Linked DNA regions of Homo sapiens: region 2 is linked to region 1. A link is a contact called in ENCODE Hi-C or POLR2A ChIA-PET data. All regions are on one chromosome and are shown on one strand. Each heading gives the region's core, a stretch centred on a gene start or an enhancer-like site at or near the end of the contact. The rest is flanking DNA. Distances are from core to core; before and after follow the strand shown. Region 1 holds the start of SMG1 (SMG1 nonsense mediated mRNA decay associated PI3K related kinase). Region 2 holds the start of POLR3E (RNA polymerase III subunit E).

Region 1 (5,963 bases), core at 1,579-4,078:
TGCCTAACACGGTGAAACCCCGTCTCCACTAAAAATATAAAAAACAAAATTAGCCGGGCTTGGTGGCGGGCGCCTGTAATCCCAGCTACTCGGGAGGCTGAGGCGGGAGAATGGCTTGAACCCGGGAGGCAGAGCTTGCAGTGAGCCGAGACTGTGCCACTGCACTCTAGCCTGGGCAACAGAATGAGACTCCATCTCAAAAAATAATAAAAATAAAATAAAAAAATTAAAAAGAAAAAGAAAGGTAGTACCAGAGATTGTGTCCAGTTGCTCAAGCAATTTCTAACTTGTCTAATGTAAAAAAATTTTAAATTTTTACACAAAATTAGCCGGGCATGGTGGCATGTGCCTGTAATCTTAGCTACTTGGGAGGCTAAGGCAGGAGACTCGCTTGAACCTGGAAGGCAGAGGTTGCAGTGAGCTGAGATCGCACCATTGCACTCCAGCCTGGGCCACAAGAGTGAAACTGTGTCTGAAAAAAAATTTTAATAATTTTTGTAGAGATGGGGGTCTCACTATGTTGCTCAGGCTGGCCTATAACTCCCAGGCTCAAGGATCTTCCAGTCTCAGCCTCCCATCACTGGAATTACAGGCATGAATCACTTCACCTAAATGATTTTTTTTTTTTTGGAGACAGTCTTGCTCTGTCACCCAGGCTGGAGTTCAGTGGCATGATCTCGGCTCACTGCAACCTCTGGCTCCCGGGTTCAAGCAATCCTCATGCCTCAGCTTCCCCGAATAGCTGGGACTACAGGCGTGCGCCACCATGCCTGGCTAATTTTTGTATTTTTTTGTAGAGATGGGGTTTCACCATGTTTGTCAGGCTGGTCTCCTGACCTCAAATGATCCACCCACCTCGGCCTCCCAAAGTGCTGGGATTACAGGAGTCAGCCATCCATGGTGCCCCTCCTTTTCTTTTTCTTCTCCTCCCTCCCTCCCTCCCTACCCTCCGCAGCCCAGGCTGGAGTGCAGTGGCGGGATCATAGGTCACTGCAGCCTCCACCCGCTGGACTCAAGTCATCCTCCTGCCTCACCCTCCTGAGTTCCTGGGACCACAGGCACGCGCTACCACGCCAGCTAATTTTTGTAATTTTTGTAGTCCCCATCATTTAGAACTGGCAGGATCCTCCCTTAGTGAGGGATTGGTGGCCATAAGCAAGGAGCCCAAGGTGGAGGGGATATGCATGTGTGTGAAGGGGTCAACTCCTCGTAATCTTCAAGTACTTTTGGTAACAATATTTATTTGCACAAGCGATATATAAAGACGTTTTCTTTGCAACATAAAATGATAGGTTATGACTCCTTATGCAGATACGGTTTAGACACTCGTTTAAGGAGCATCCTGGCCCAACTTTTAAAAAACGTGTGTGCATTCACGTTATGCATCAGATGCTTTAGGGAACTTTTTTCCCTGGGGCATGGGACACGTCATGGGGTAGACGGTCGGGTACGTCTCCTCTACCCAGCTGCTGCTTTGTTTTTTTTTTCTTTTTGAGACAGAGTCTTGCTCTGTCGCCCACGCTGGAGTGCAGTGGAGCCATCTCTGCTCACTGTGAGCTCCGCTTCCCGGGTTCACGCCATTCTCCTGCCTCAGCCTCAGGAGTAGCTGGGACTACAGGCACCCGCCACCACGCCCGGCTAATTTTTTGTATTTTTAGTAGAGACGGGGTTTCACCGTGTTAGCCAGGATGGTCTCGATCTCCTGACCTCGTGATCCGCCCGCCTCGGCCTCCCAAAGTGCTGGGATTACAGACGTGATCCACCACGCCCGGCCTTCTCTCTTTCTTTTCTTTTTTCCTTTCCTTTCCTTTCCTTTCCTTCCTTCCTCCCTTCCTTCCTTCCTTTTTCTTCCCTCCCTCCTTTCTCTCTCTCTTTTATTTTTTTGAGACAGAGTTTCACTCTTGTTGTCCAGGCTGGACTGCAATGGTCTGATCTCGGCTCACTGCAACCTCGGCCTGCTGGGTTCAAGCGATTCCCCTGCCTCAGCCTCCCAAGTAGCTGGGATTACAGGCGCCCTCCACCATGCCCGGCTAATTTTTGTATTTTTAGTAGAGGCGGGGTTTCTCCATGTTGGCTAGGCTGGTCGGGAACTCCTCACCTCAGACGATCCGCCCACCTCGGCCTCCGAAAGTGCTGGGATTACAGGCGTGATCCACCGCGCCTAGCCCCCAGCTTCTTTCACCAGCAGAAGGCGGGCAAGCCTCAGGGTGAAAGGACTTCAAAGCACATTTCACATTGCAGAGGACAGGGTTTGGTGATCGTGGGTACTCCCTTCCCTTCCATCGTTTAGTTTTTTTCATTGTGAAGAAATGGTAAAAGGTGCCAGGACTCGATGGGCACATTTCAGGTGGAGGTTGGGAAGGTGGATATCCACCTCTCGATCTTACTATTTTCACTTTCCACCCCACCCCGTAGAAAGTGGGAAAACTGGCGCACGTGAATCCAAGGGCACGCCTGTGTGCGCGCGCACCGCAGGGCACCAGCCCCCACCCACACCGCAGGTCCTTGATTGGACGCCTGTTTACACCTGACTGCCCGGCCCTCCGGTGCTTTCCGGGAAGCGTTTGGGAGAAAAGTGTGTGGCCGCAGTAGTGGAGATCCCCTGTCTTAGGATTCGTCACCGCTACGCCCAGACCTCTTCGCCGCCCAAGGGCCTGGGGACGTGGGGGGCGGGGCGGCCTGCTATCGACCCCGCCTCTCTCGGCTCCGCCCCGCCGACAGGACCCGCCTCTCTCCCCAGGCCCGGCGGGCGCCAACCCCGCCCCTCGCTCCCAGCATGCCGTGCGACAGCGGCGGCGCGGCGGGCGGAGCCGGGAGGCGGGGAAGCAGTGGCCGTGTGAGCGTGAGGAGCTGCCGCCACCGCCTGCTCCTCGTCGTCCTCGTCCTCCGGGGCCCCGGCGACGTGGGCCGCGCACGGCCCTGGAAAAGACGTCGCCTCCCCTTCATCCGCCTCTCTCTCACCGCGCCGCTCCCGCCTCCTCGTCCTGCGCTGCGGGCTCAGGCGGAACCCGGAACGGCCGTCCTCTTCCCCCGCCCTCCGCCGCCTCCTCCTTCTCCTCCTCCTCCTCCTCCTCCTCCTTCTCGGCTTCCTCCTCAGCCCCGGGCCGGAGCGGGGTGTCGGCGGCGGCCGGTTCGGGCGGCGACTCGCGCTTCTTTGGGCGGCGGCGCTTGGCCATGTCGTGTCGGGGAAGGTAATGAGCCGCAGAGCCCCGGGGTCTCGGCTGAGCAGCGGCGGCGGCGGCGGCGGCACCAAGTATCCGCGGAGCTGGAATGACTGGCAACCCAGGTGGGTGACCGGCCCGGGACCCCGCCCCGACCTCCCGGGCTCCGCCTCGGGCGGGCCGAGGCCTAGGGCCGCGGGGCTGGGAGGCGCGGCCTAGGCCCTCCACCCCTCGGAGCCGGGCGCGGCTTCCTGGGTCTCCTCCGCCCCGGCTGGGGGAGGAAGGCCGCGGGGAGGCGAGGCCTAAGTGCCTCCCCTCCCTGCTTGTTCAGCCCGGGGCTGGAGCCGAGACCCGGGGCTCCCGGCGGTGGCACTGGCCTGGGGTCGGGACCAGGAGGTGAGAAAGAGGCGGGGGTGGGGGTGGGGGGCATTCCAGTTACAGCCTCCCCCTGACCCCGAGTTGGGAGATGCTGAGAGTCCAGGACCCTCCCTGTTACTCATTCACTTTCTCGGTTCCCCACTCTTTCAGCCGCCACGTGAGAGCTCTTCTAACCTCTGTTCCTTTCTGTGACCCCCACGTGTTAATATTGAAAAAAACAAAACAAAACTCCAGCTAAGGCATTGCTCTGACTCTAGGCAGAACATTCATTAGTGGAGCATGAGATGAGATTGTGTGACTGTTGATGGGATCGACCCACGCTGGTCTTGGGCGATGGAAGTTTTCCCTAAGTGCAAGGCCGGTTACTCTGGTGAATCGTAATTCATACCTGGACACTTGAGTGAACTCTTTGGGCACCCACTTAGAAGTCTAGAGAATTTCCTCATTTATGGAGGATTTGATCTCAGACCGTTTTGGGGCTTAGTGAGATTTGAATATATTAGGAACATTAACTTTTTAAATAAATGTAGTTTCCTGTCTTTTTGATCAATGGGAGGGCAGCTGTGCCTAATTTAGGACTGATTTATTCTAATCTCTCTTAATAAATGCTTGTATTCAGAGTCTGTTTGGAATTTAACCCAATGCTTAGAACTCCTTAAATATACAGAAATATATTTTAGGGGTAATTGATTCATGGAACTCTCCTACTTTGGAGCACAATTGTTATAATTGTCCAGAAACTGGCCAAATAATGTAGAACGCGCAAGTTGTTGGGAAGCCCTTTTGTTTCCTGATAGTTACATGTAATTCCAGCAGTATTTGGAAATAATTTGCTAAGATGTTAGAATGTAACATTTGAAGACTCGTTAGAAAAATCAATAAAATTATCTTTGGCTAATAGGTGGTACACATCTTAGTCTATTTAATATGCCTTTCCAAATACTGTGTCTGTTGAGAATTGGTGTATATAACTAGATGACTTTAATAATTAGTGCCTGAGTCTAGAATTGAGATGTTTAGTCGTAAAAAAAAAAATATTGTTCGATAAACAGCGTTGACTTGTCTTGTACCACTTAAGAGTTTGTGAGTGCTTTAAATAAAATTAGTTGATTAAGTATTTTTTTCTATGATTGACATGCTTAGTTTTGCCTTTTTATTGAAATGTGTGAAATTTGATTTTCTGGCATCTAACAAATTAGGTGGTAAATAAATGACAATGGATTTTCTATTATTTTTCAGTATTGTGATCAGTATAAGTATATAAGAGAATTTAGTAACCTTTTAGAAGAATAAAGTGCCCTTCCCAAATAGTCCTACAGCTTTTGGAAAAGTGTAAATTGTAGTTGGTAGTTCTAAATAAATAGAGAAGAGTCGCAGCCACGTGCTAGGGCCAGCTGACTTCATTGCTGACAGGTATGAAGCCAAATGGCTTATGTAGTTATGGAATATGTACATGAGCTATTAATAAATATTATCCATGTTGTTTCTTTCAAGTGCTTTATTTCTTGGCTCTGGGGAGGGGCGATGGGGGAAGGGAGGAGCTTACAAGAAAGCTTACAAGGTTTCTTTGAAGCTGTGCTTTTTGTAAGAAAGTTTCAGGATGTAACGCCTTGGTAGACGATACTGTGATATACATTTGGTTATAGGGAGTAACAGTTTGTTAGGATGTTGGAAAGATTTGATTTTCTCCTGTTGTAGAGGGAACAGGGAAGTGTGGACATACCCCATAGCATAACTTGATTTGTTGCTAAGATTGTCATAGCTGATTTGTTAGTCAATAAAAATACCTGGGGTGTTTGCCAAGTCATAAATTTTTATTAGTTAAATTTGAGGTGATTCTGTCCCCTATTCAGAAAGACGACAGACTCCAGGTAACTGACAGAACGGATCTTGATCTTGCTTCTTGCTTAAATGAAGGTTTAGAACATCTTCAGATGCAGGCACATTTATTATGGTTCATCTGAATAATTTTGATTAATTTTTTTTTGCCTCTTATGTACCATTTTGTCCCTGGTGTTTTGGTTCTGTTTTCCTTGATGTAGGCCTTTTTTTTTTCCTTCCTGAGATGGAGTCTTGCTCTGTCTCCCAGGCTGGAGTGCAGTGGTGTCATCTCGACTCACTGCAGCCTCTGCCTCCCGGTTACAAGGAAAAATTCTCCTGCCTCAGCCTCCTGAGTAGCTGGGATTACAGGCGTCCAGCTAATTTTTGTATTTTTAGTAGAGACGGGATTCCACCATGTTGGCCAGCCTGTTCTTGGACTCCTGACTCAGGTGATCCGCCTGCTTTGGCCTCCCGAAGTGCTGGGATTACAGGTGTAAGTCACCGCACTCAGCCGATTTAGGCTTTTGAAAAAGCAACACTTGTTGATTTCTTTTAGTGTTAGTTTGCCAGTTGGTGTGGAAAATGACTGTTGAGTCCATTTTG
Region 2 (5,635 bases), core at 1,551-4,050, 3.4 Mb before region 1:
ATATGTCAGGCCGTGATGTTTTCTACTTCATTCAAAACAAAAAATGCTAGCTTCAATTCCCTTAAATTGATTTTACTTCCCACTAATAAATTTTAACCTGCAATGTGAAAAGCACTCATCCAAGTCTCCCTACGGCTCCTTATACCTACCTCCAAGTCTCCCAGCAACAGTGAGTCTTTGGAAAGAAGTAAATCAGGCTGGCATGGTGGCTCATGCCGGTAATCCCAACACTTTGGGAGGCTTAGGTGGAAGGACTGCTTGAGACCAGGAGTTCGAGACCAGCCTGAGCAACATAGTGAGGCGCCCCCCGCCCCCCGGTCTCTCTTTAAAAAAAAATTTTAGCCTGGCATGGCCTGCAGTCCCAACTACTTGGGAAGCTGAGGCAGCAGGATTGGTTGAACCCAGGAGTTTGAGGCTGCAGTGAGCTATGATCACACCACTGCGCTCCATCCTGGGTCACAGTGTGAGACTCGATCTCTACTGGGGGGAAAACAAAGCCAGGCACGGTGGCTCACACCTGTAATCCCAGCACTTTGGGAGGCCGAGGCAGGCGGATCACCTGAGGTCAGGAGTTCCAGAAAAGCCTGGCCAATAAGGTGAAACCCCGTCTCTACTTAAAATACAAAAATTAGCCAGGCGTGGTGATGCACGCCTGTAATCCCAGCTACTCGGGAGGCTGAGGCAGAAGAATCACTTGAACCCAGAAGGCAGAGGTTGCAGTGAGCCGAGATCTTGCCACTGCACTCTAGTCTGGGCAACGGAACAAGACTCCATCTCAAAAAAAAAAAAAAAAAAAAAGTAAATCATATTATTTCCCTGCCTAAGACCTGTCAACTGCCACTGTCACATAAAATAAAACCCAAACTCCTTTCCATGAGCCACCTAAGGCCCTACATAATCTTGTCTCTGTCTTCCCCTCACCATCCAGGCTGGTAGCCACTTGCTGGGCCTCCAACAAGGCAAGCCCCAGTCCACCCCAGGTCCTTTGCACATCATCTATTCTCCCACAGGGATTTCCAAGGTTGCTCCTTTTTATTAAATATCATCACCGCCTGCAGGAGAGGATAGGTTCCCTGACCACCCTATTTTAAAAGCCTCCCCCAGCCTCCTCCCAGGCCCTACCACATCTCTGTTTTCTTTCCTTGGTGGGTCTCATCTTAATCTGGAACTACCTGGTCTATTTGCTCAGGTGTTGTTTGTCTTCTGCAATAGAACGTAAGCTCCATGAAGGCTTCTCAGTGCTTCAGTTTCCTCAACTATGAAATGCAGACAATCATACTTTACTTCATCAAAGCTGTTATGGGGAGCATTACTTTAAAAAAAAAATCCAGTGCTGGTTCTCTCAATACCTAGAACAGTGCCTGGCACGAAGTTGACACTCAATATAGTACAAAGAATACTTTATATTTAATCTTCTCATTAGCCCTATCAATAGAGATTTATCATCTTCAATTTGGAAATGACGAGACTGAGGTTCAGATATAAGCAACTCATCCAAGGTGGAATGAGGACAGAAACTTGGGTCTCGCTATGTCAAAGATCCTTATTCTTATTCTTAACCACTATACTGCACGGTTTTCTGATAAACGGCAGTATGGTTAAGTGGGTAAGAGCTTGGACCCGAGAACAAAACTGTGCAGGTTCAAATCCCACCACAGCTGCTTGGCATCTGTGACCCACCTGAGTTGTCTGGGTTTGGTATTCCTCCCTATTTTCATCCCTAAAGTAGGGAAACTAAGTACCGACCTCCAGACCCCTGCGGGGAAGGAGTAAGGACAGGACGCTAATAAACGTAACCTCTGGGAAGGTTTGTTATTACTTGACAACATGTTTTCTGCCAACGTAAGCGGGTAATGACGCTAAGCCACAAGTCAAACGCTGCAAGCAGGAGCGTCACCCGGTTTCTACTGAGCCGTCACCACAACCCTATGAGGTAGGAATTTCTATTATCTCTATTTCACAGATGAGGAAACTGTGGAGATCGCTAAGATCTCTTCTTTCCGCCTCCAAGCCCAAGGAATTCTAAAGCTAACCCAAAGGAACGACCTTGTTTGTTTACTGACACCTCCTCGGACCGAATGGTCAGGGCTGTATCCGGAACACAGAGTTGGCTCGGTAAACACTGAATGGTTGCCTGAATAAATGAATGAGGAATCCCTGGCCTCGCCGGGCAGAGGCTAATCCGGTTCAGCTGCGAAGTGGGGGCTCCGGCAGGCGCAGGTGCCCTCCCTGCCCATCGGGGCGGGCCGCCGATCCCGAGCCTCGCTGTCCAATGGGTTTCTGCTCCCTCGCGGGTGGTCAGGCCCCCCTTCTCACGCCCACCACGCAGTCCCTGCCGCGAGCCGCCACTACACCCGACGCGCGGACAGGTGTTTCTTCCGTAGGAGGCCTCCCAGGCCCGGATAGGGCAGGTCGGCTGGACCCTGAGTCACCGCCGCCAGCGTCGGCCGCGGCCTCCCCAACTCCCAGGTGTCAGGTCAAGGAAGTCAGAGTCCGGGGTCGGCCTGGAGCCGGCTGCCCCTCCTCCCCGCCCGAGTCCCGAGAGGCCTCCAGCTGCTAGGCACAGCGCGGCGCGGGCCTCCTTGGCCTACTCGGGAATCTAGCCCAGGCCCACGTCGTGAGTGCGGTCCGGCTCAAGCCCCAGCTCGGGCACTGCCAAGACGGGACTCACCTCTCCGCGGGGGCCGAGCGCGGACGGCGGCAACGGCCCAGTTACCCGCGGGCTGCAGAGACGGCGGCGGCCCGGCTCTCCTCTCAGGCGGCGGCCATGTTGCTGGTGGAGAAACTCCGGCGGACACGTGGGGGGGAGCGGGCCGGCCCCAGCGTTTCCTCTTACCCACAATGCCCCGCCCCGGTGCACGCGGCTCCGCCCCCTCCGCCGCGCCATTCATGCAGGCCGTGAGCCCCGCCCTGCAGCAGGGGGCGCTGATGGCACGCGCAAAACTGAGCCAGGAGTGTATGCAGCGGGGACAAAAAGACAGCAACCCTGGCAGCGGTGGGATTCGAACCCACGCCCCCGAAGAGACTGGAGCCTTAATCCAGCGCCTTAGACCGCTCGGCCACGCTACCCAGCTGCAATATGTTTATGCCAGAAAGCTACTTAATGCTTTTGCTTTTGCATTTAATCTGGACATTGCGAGGCGTTTTCGCTGAGGTTTTTTTTTTGCTTAACGTGTGTTCAAGGTGATCCCTATAGAATTATTTTAAAAAGCCGTGTTTTGGAAAATAAACACTTGCTCCAGTCTTTAGACCCAGGTTGGTTCCGAATAGGTATTAGAGCAAAACGCATTTTTAGAAACTTTACTCTGAGTTGGATGGTTAACCCGGAGACCCCTGGTTAACCCACAGGTAATCCATACGACCCGGATTGGGTGTCTCCGGGAGAAGAAATTGATCTGATCAGAAACATGCACCAGGGGATCTGACGGCCAAACCCTGGAGCTGGTCTGGGCAGTTGTCTCTGAAAAATTATGTTTAAATTTTTACTTACACAAATAACACGCGAATTATTGCAAAATATTTAAACTTTGCAGATAAGGTACAAATGCTCTTTGACCTTGACTCGCATCCTAGGCCCCTCCGCCGAGGTAACTAACCATTATTATCTGTTTAATATGAACTATGGTTTGAATGTGTCCCCCAAATTTCATGTGTTGGAAATTTAATCCCCAATGTGGCAGTATTGTGTGGTGGGCCCTTTAAGAGGTGATTAGATCATGAGGGTGGAGCCCTTATGAATGGATTAATCTCTTCATGGATTCATGGATTAATGGGTTAATGGATTAATGGGTTATCTTGGGAGGGGGACTGATGGCTTTATAAGAAGAGGGAGAGAGACCTTAGCTAGCAAGGGAGCAGCTCAGCACCCCCTCCATATGATGGCTTGTACTGCCTGGGAACTCTGCAGGTGTCCCCCACCAGCAAGAAGGCCCTCACCAGATGCACACTCTTGACCTTGGACTTCTCAGACTCCATAACTGTAAGAAATAACTTCCTTTTCTTTACAAATTACCCAGTTTCAGGTATTCTGTTATAAGCAACAGAAAATGGACTAAAACACTATATATCTTTCTAGATCTTTTGCTGTGAATTTATATGTTTATATCTATATGGATATATATAGATATAGCCATAGAAGATAGCTTTGTTTTTATTGTGTATGGATTTGAACACAAATATTGTCACATTATTCATATAGATCTGCAATTGGCTGTTATTTTTCACCAGACTGTATTTTAAAATACCTATCCGTGTGGATATGCAAAGATATTAAAAACAAAAATGCACAAAAATTACAAAGAAAAAAATTATCATCCATAGTGCCACCACCTGGCATTAAATTAATGACTTAGTATTGTGGCATTTTTTTCCTTTTCTTTTTTCTTTTCTTTTTTTTTTTTTTTTTTTTTTTTTTTTTTGATGTGGAGTCTCGCTCTTGCTGTCTAGGCTGGAGTGCAGTGGTGCGATCTCCGCTCACTGCAATCTCTGCCTCCTGGGTTCAAGCGTCTCTACTAAAAATACAAAAATTAGCCTGGCGTGGTGGCACATGCCTGTAATCCCAGCTACTCGGGAGGCTGAGGCGGGAGAGTTGCTTGAACCCGGGAGGCGGAGGTTGCAGCGAGCCGAGATCCCACCACTGCACTCTAGCCTGGGCGACAGTGAGAAACTCGGTCTCAAATAAATAAATAAATAAATAAATAAATAAATAAATAAATAAATAAAAAATAGATCACACTATTACAAATAGAAATTATTAGACCATTGCAAATAGAAATAAGTCCCCCTCCCATTCTCCCCTGTCTATAACTGTCATGAATTTGATGTGTATCTTTCCAATAATTTCTTACATTTTTACTATAAAATTTATGAATAATATCTAAAATGGTTATCTGTATGTTTTTCACTTATATAAATGTTAGCACATTGTACTGATATCCTAAAACTTGCTTTTCTCATTTCAACAGTATTATTATTATTATTATTTTAAGAGAGTGTTGCTCTGTCACCCAGGCTAGAGTACAGTGGTGCAATCATAGCTTACTGTAGCCTAGACCTCCCGGGCTCAAGCCATCCTCCCACCTCAGCTTCCCAAGTAGCCAAGATTACAGGCATGAGAGACTGTGCCAGGCCCAACATTATGTTTTTGAGGTCTGTTATGATGCCTATAGATCTAATTCATTCATTCCATGCCATGTACAACTTTTAAGTTGTTACTAAATTTTTGTCATTACACACAATATGGCAGGAAGTATCCTTGCACATGGCTCCTTGTCTTACGTATGGACATTTCTCTAGGGTATACACTAGAAATGAAATTGCTGGTCTATATTTATACTTTCCCTAGTATTATATAATAATAATATTAATAATAGGCTGGTCTCAGTGGCTCACTCCTATAATCCTAGCACTTTGGGAGACTGAGGTGGCAGGATTGCTTGACGCCAGGAGTTCAAGACCAGCCTAAGCAACATCGAGAAACCTTGTCTCTACCAAAAAACAAAAGAAAAGAAATTAGCCGGGCATGGTGGCATGTGCCTGTAGTCTCAGCTACTTGGGAGGCCGAGGTGGGAAGATCCTTTGAGCCAGGGAGGTCAAGTCTGCAGTGAGCCGAGATTCAGGTGCTGCACTCCAGCCT

The links. A loop is a pair of places that touch in the nucleus more often than their neighbours do. ChIA-PET counts read pairs that join two places held with the same protein, here RNA polymerase II (POLR2A). Pooled maps may share reads with other maps.
Region 2: a pooled map shows a loop between it and region 1 (16-fold over the local background). The contact joins the promoter of POLR3E here to the promoter of SMG1 in region 1. A Hi-C loop is called at or near these places in 5 of 50 pooled maps. POLR2A ChIA-PET finds 5 or more read pairs at or near these places in 2 of 52 experiments (Caco-2 and Panc1).

Annotation. Positions count from the first base shown.
Region 1 is chr16:18,923,273-18,929,235 of GRCh38, reverse strand. SMG1 (SMG1 nonsense mediated mRNA decay associated PI3K related kinase) reads left to right here and starts at 2,828. Exons shown (of 63, transcript NM_015092.5): 1 at 2,828-3,286. The coding sequence starts at 3,195. It overlaps SMG1-DT (SMG1 divergent transcript), which reads right to left and starts at 3,049. Exons shown (of 2, transcript XR_001752094.2): 1 at 2,962-3,049. RefSeq lists enhancers at 1,735-2,348, 2,349-2,961, 5,795-5,854 and silencers at 2,647-2,986, 3,017-3,606.
Region 2 is chr16:22,294,574-22,300,208 of GRCh38, reverse strand. POLR3E (RNA polymerase III subunit E) reads right to left here and starts at 2,800. Exons shown (of 21, transcript NM_018119.4): 1 at 2,672-2,800. It overlaps TRL-AAG2-4 (tRNA-Leu (anticodon AAG) 2-4), which reads right to left and starts at 3,069; the gene lies at 2,988-3,069. RefSeq lists silencers at 1,580-1,719, 2,730-3,179 and enhancers at 1,930-2,069, 2,512-3,056.